2 separate regions of the Homo sapiens genome follow, and region 1 is linked to region 2. Evidence: chromatin contacts called from ENCODE Hi-C or POLR2A ChIA-PET data. All regions are on one chromosome and are shown on one strand. Each heading gives the region's core, a stretch centred on a gene start or an enhancer-like site at or near the end of the contact. The rest is flanking DNA. Distances are from core to core; before and after follow the strand shown.

Region 1 (2,710 bases), core at 115-2,614, 120 kb before region 2:
GGCTCATCTTGAAAGAGGATTTAGGACAATCAAGTGGCATTTCCACCGATGTTCCTGTAAGAGTGTGTTCTGTCCTCAGCCCAGCGTGGCAGCTAATATCATAAAGCTATTGTTTCAGTTTGCTTCCTGTGATACGAATCTCAATCGGCAGCCCAGACCCACAGCCTGAATTTCTCAACGTTGAGGTTTCCTCTCCAACATTCCCACACAGAACAGCCTACTGTGAAAATCAAAGGGAAACGTGTTACTAAGTAAAGAGAAACTTTTCTAAAGAAAAACCTGGTATTTTTTAGCCTTTTGAACTTTGAGGTATGCAACCAGCTATTTCCTATTATAAAGTGAGCCAAAATTGGTACTCACCTTTGTTAGAAATGCTTAAATAATGAATGTGTGGGTTGTTTTGCCTTGGAAAAGTTTGACGACTCTGCATTTTGATAGAAATTGCTAGAAAGTAGGTTAGAGGATAGTAAGAATTTACACTGGGTTTTCTTTTACATCATTTCTCCAGAAGCCTATATTTAATATAAATCAATATATTTGTTCATAATAATTTTTATTTCTAAGCTATAACTTATTGAGAGCTTAATATGTGGCAGGCTAGAGGATAAGGCCTTTTATATCTGTTATCTCAATCCCCAAATAACATTGCAGGGTAAGCACCATTATTCCCTTTGTGCAGATGAGGAAACTAAAGCTCAAAGAGAAATTTTTACTACATTGCAGAGAAAGAAGGCAGCCAAACTAAGATTCCAATGCAGGTCTATCTGCCCACAAATCCCGTACTCCTCTTCATAACGCTACATGTGTTGGAAAAGCAAAATACGATTTAGAAAGAAAAAGATCTTGTCTTACAATTTCTGAAAATAACTTAACAATCAGTCTAGCGAATGTGTGGCAGGAGCCTGGGAGAGAAGTCAGAGAAAAGCGGGTGCTGAGAAACCATCTCCTCCTCCCTGGGCTGTGCTCGTTTGGTGAGAATTTCTCCTTCAAGGACATCAGGACCACATGGCCAAAAGTAGAAACTTTTTATCCTTTTCCTTCATTTCTTTCCTTGGGACAGAGAGGACCAGAGCTGACAGGCTAAAGGCTCTAGCTGGTCTAGGGCCGAGCCCAGCCAGAGGGCAGGCAAGTTTGTGTCCACAACTTTCAACAGGCTCCGGAGATGGGATAGATATGGGATGTCCCACTGTGGCCACTCTGGTCCTATCTCTGTGGGTGTGTTTAGCACACAGGGGTTCCCATCAGCACATGAGGGCTCACACCAGAACACACACAGGTAGATGTGCTCAGGGAGTCCAGCCTAACTCGTGGCCTTTTCGAGGCCAACCTTTGAACCACTGAGATGGACAGCCAGGCTCAGGAGGGCAAGCATGCAAAACGAAGCCCTGCACTAGGGGGAAGGACAGGACAACTCTCTGAATGTGTGAGGACCTCCTCCCCATCACGCTGGCCCCCAGCTGCTTCTGTTGACCTTTGTTCCCCTACCTTCTCCCTTCCCCCACACCCCATACCCCAGCCCTTGTCAGCATCTTTGCCTGACCAGGTTTACAAAATGCTCTTGCTGTCCCATGTCTGTTTTCCCATGGACCAAAATTCAAAAGGACTTGAATTCCAGGTGCAGGTTCACCATGTGCTAAATGTGTGACTTTGAGCAATCTTAACCTGTCTGTGCTTCACTTATCTGTGAAATAAGGAGAAACACAACGAGTCCAAATTTAGTCAGAGGCATTCTACAATTAATATACAGGTTGACTGTCCCTAATCTGAAAACCTGAAATCTGAAATGCTCCAAAATCCAACACAACATTCAAAGGAAATGCTCATTGGACCATTTCAAATTTCAGATTTTTGGGTTAGGGATGCTCAACTGATAAATACAATGCAAGCATTCCAAAATCTGAAAAAATTAAAAAATCAAAAGCACTTCTGCTCCCAAGCATTTCGGATAAGGGATACTCAACCTGTATTACCCCTTCTGGGGCTTTGTGTGGGTGGAGGAATTGGGAGTGGTGATGAAAGAAGCAATGATTAATCCAAAGGAATTAATGTCTAAGAGCAAAATCTCAAGTACCACAGCAGGAAAGCAGGGGAGAGGGTTCTCACTGTGGGGAAGGGGCCTCCATCCAGTCATTAAATCCTCCACTGTCTACTCTTTTTATGTAAAGATGATTGCAACATTAGCCAACTTGGCCCTCAGTTATCCAGTAAGACAAGCCTTTTTAAAGGGAGGGGTACACAAATGCCCTGTGATGGAGTCTCCCAGCCTTTCTTATATCCAGCAATCCAAGCCTTGCCAGGGCTCAGCCCACTGTTCTCTCTTTGCAGCATCTAGGATCATGTATCTGCCATTGTCTTGCATTGTTCTTTGAAAGTATTTATGGAGCATATCTTCCCCCTTGGCTCTCCTGCTCTTGTCTGCACATTTCGCCTCTTTAGGCCTAGCCCTCCAACCCCAGGCCCACTGAGCTGTCGTCCTATTTTCTGAAAGTCTGTCCCCCATATCCTTCCTGTACTACAGGGACCAGAATAGTACATTCTGGTCTGGCCTCCCAGCCTCACACTGGATTCCCTCTTTCCCAGAATAGCCACTTCATAACAGGATGGCGGAGTCCACCGTCTCCAAGGCACCAGGCTTACTCCGGAAAACTGAAAAACAACCACAAAAGAACCTTCCCTCCCTGAGTGCCTCCCTCATGCTCACCCGTCAGAC
Region 2 (2,700 bases), core at 55-2,554:
CGGTTGACTTCCCTGTGCATCCTCACCTGGCCTCCCCAACTCACTGCAGAAAGCAACTTGGTCTTTACAGTTAGCTCCATAAGGAACCAACGCCTTGAAGGGCAGGCTGGGAGCTGGAGTTCTAGTTCATGGCTAGTGGGATACTTAGAAAATTTCTGAGCCGTTTAGGAATGTCTCTGGCAGCAGAATGGAGAAGGGGATAGAGCAGAGCCAGCCTGGGGTTAGGACAGTGGTCAGGAGGAGCTCCCGGGCCCCAGAGGAGAGGATCTGAAGGGGAATTGGGACAGCAGCTGTGGGGTGTGTCACATAAGAGGAAACCAAATAGCCAATCAACAGGTGAAAAGGTGCTTCACAGGCCCAGTTCTAATATCTGTGAGGCTCAGAGCCCCTAAGTCTAGTGATAGCCCAATTCACATCTTAATATTTCAAAATTATTGAGTTAACAATCATTAAGTAAAGTACATTCTATCCTTCTAATTTTGCAAATACACATTCATTATGACCTGGAAGGCCAGGTTGAAATTCAGAACATTCGGTTCCTGGGAGTTCCATGCCTGAATGTGGTGGTTCAGGAAAAGCAGGTCCCCAGCCCCCAGCCTCCATCCCACCCGCCTTTACTTCCTGTCCCCAGCAACATCCTGTCCTGCAGAGGACCTCACACTCATGCCAGGGGACACTCCAGCTTACATGTCCAAGCTCCACCCTCCCCCCAGCAAACTACTGCCCCATGGCTGCTCTCCAAACTGGAGATGATGGGGATGCTTGTTACCACTTACCCTAAGAAACAGGCCTGGGGGAGCAGCCCATGCAACCTGGTTTGGGAACATCTGGGCAAGGAATTCCAGAGTCCTGAGCACCAGCTTCATCCCTGACTAACTGGATAACTCAACCTCCATGAGCCTCAGTTTGGTCACCTCTAAAGACTCCATAAAATGTCCTCTACTAGGTTACAATATTATGAGGTAAAAACATTACATAACTCTAAGTCCAGATGTTAGCCCAGTGCATTTAACTGGGCTGCGTGCTAACCTGACAGCTTGACCCAGGCTGCGGGATGTCACCAGGTATAGGGGTCAAGCTGAGACAGGGCTGGGCTCCAGTGGAACCCTCCTGCTGCCCTGCTGGGGAAGGGGAGGAAGTGGCTAACCAGCACCAGCCACAGCCCCAGGGCCAGGTGAGCAGGAGCCTTGACTCTGTCCCCTGGGCCTCCTCTGGCCTCAGAGCGATCCCTGCCTTGGCGGGGAGGCCTGCCTGGGCACTCGGAGCTCTGGCACCACCCTGAGTTGGGTAACAGTATTCCTGCCTCGCAGCTGTGTCTGCCCACTGGGCTGGCTTGCAGCTTGGGGAGGCTGGTGTGTGTGCCAGAAACAGGGAGACCTATTTTTGCCCCAGCCACAGGCCCATGGCCAGAAAAAAAGTTAAATAAAGATGATTTTGTTTTTTCTTGGTGTATAGAGTGCAACTCACTTACTTTTTAACAGACAAGATCAAAGGATCTCTTCAGTAAGAATAATGAATCGTAAATGAATGCAGGTCTACAATGAGACCAGCAAAATGGGGAACTAGAAGGGAGGAAAAGGGGAGGGAGAGAGAGTGAGGGAGAGCTGGAGGGAGAAAGACAGGTGGATAGAGACAGGAAAAACTGGAGTGAGAAAGAAAATCCAGTATCAATAAGCATCAATACCCTGAAGGGGTGATGAGAAAGAGAGAGACAGATACCAAGAGAGACAGACGGATGGAAAAAGAACAAAGACTCAGTGGGGTTTTCGGACTGCAGCAAAGGAGGTGGTGAGATGACGCATATTCGGATGTGACTTCATCCTGGTTAACCATTATTCAAGCTCTTCAATTGTTGCACTCTACGAACCCACAGGGAGTCCATTCTCAGTGAACTAACACAAGCAGGCCATAGCAGAGGAAGCTATTCCATTACCACAAGTGCTGTCTCAAGCCAAGGGGGCACATTTACCTGGAACATCCCTGTCATGTCCTTGAATGAGGGCAGGGGAAGGGTTAACCTGCAGCAGACTCTGGTAGACAGCTTCCATCCCACCTAGTGGTGAGGATAATCAGAGAAGGAAAGAAATCTCCTTCCATATAGCTTTTCAGAACAGCAGGGTCCCAGCTCCAGCCAGGGAAGGCTGCGCACCCGGGCCCAGTGAACTTGAACCAATTGTTTCACAAGATGAGATCTGACAAGCACCAGGGAGACAGCCCTACCCCAAAATATCTTTCCCACTGCCTGTCAGGACTTTGGCCTCCATTGCAAGGTAACAACCTCAGTCAGGGTAGGAGTCAGGAAGCCCAGCGGGGAGTCCCCAGCAGAGCTTTCCATGCCCGGATTCCCCATCTTAAGTGGGGATAACATTCCTTTCCTGCTCATTTCCCAGGGCGGTTATGAGAACCAGTTTGTCAATGGATATGCAAGATCATGGCTTGAGTTTGAATCCTGGCTCTGGTATAACTGGCTGGGTGGTGATTCTCGTCCTATGTTCTGCCACCTATAATAAGAAAAAAACAAGGTTGTTGTGATAATGAAGAAAAGTAATGTTTGTAATGATCTGGTACCAGCTGGTGGCCATAGAAATTACTTAGGTATTGGCCAGGCATGGTGGCTAACACTTGTAATCCCAGCACTTTGGGAGGCCTAGGCAGGAGGATCACTTGAGCCCAGGAGTTTGAGACCAGCCTGGGAAACAT

Evidence for each region. A loop is a pair of places that touch in the nucleus more often than their neighbours do. ChIA-PET counts read pairs that join two places held with the same protein, here RNA polymerase II (POLR2A). Pooled maps may share reads with other maps.
Region 1: a map of Right ventricle myocardium superior shows a loop between it and region 2 (3-fold over the local background). The contact joins two enhancer-like sites. A Hi-C loop is called at or near these places in 4 of 168 maps with a recorded cell type or tissue (Right ventricle myocardium superior, cardiac septum, heart right ventricle and 1 more), 2 of 37 single-sample maps with no recorded cell type and 9 of 50 pooled maps. POLR2A ChIA-PET finds 5 or more read pairs at or near these places in 3 of 52 experiments (A549, SK-N-SH and activated T-cell).

What each region holds. Positions count from the first base shown.
Region 1 is chr2:46,347,930-46,350,639 of GRCh38, reverse strand. All of the region lies in intron 2 of EPAS1 (endothelial PAS domain protein 1), which reads right to left. Among named protein-coding and RNA genes, the nearest start is that of LINC01820, 45 kb to the left of the region's middle. Within about 2 kb of position 1,364, at least 3 of the 41 ENCODE cell types and tissues checked have a DNase peak (open chromatin) inside an H3K27ac peak, as active enhancers do.
Region 2 is chr2:46,228,840-46,231,539 of GRCh38, reverse strand. No RefSeq gene overlaps it. Among named protein-coding and RNA genes, the nearest start is that of EPAS1, 67 kb to the left of the region's middle. RefSeq lists enhancers at 991-1,080, 1,656-2,640. Within about 2 kb of position 1,304, at least 12 of the 41 ENCODE cell types and tissues checked have a DNase peak (open chromatin) inside an H3K27ac peak, as active enhancers do.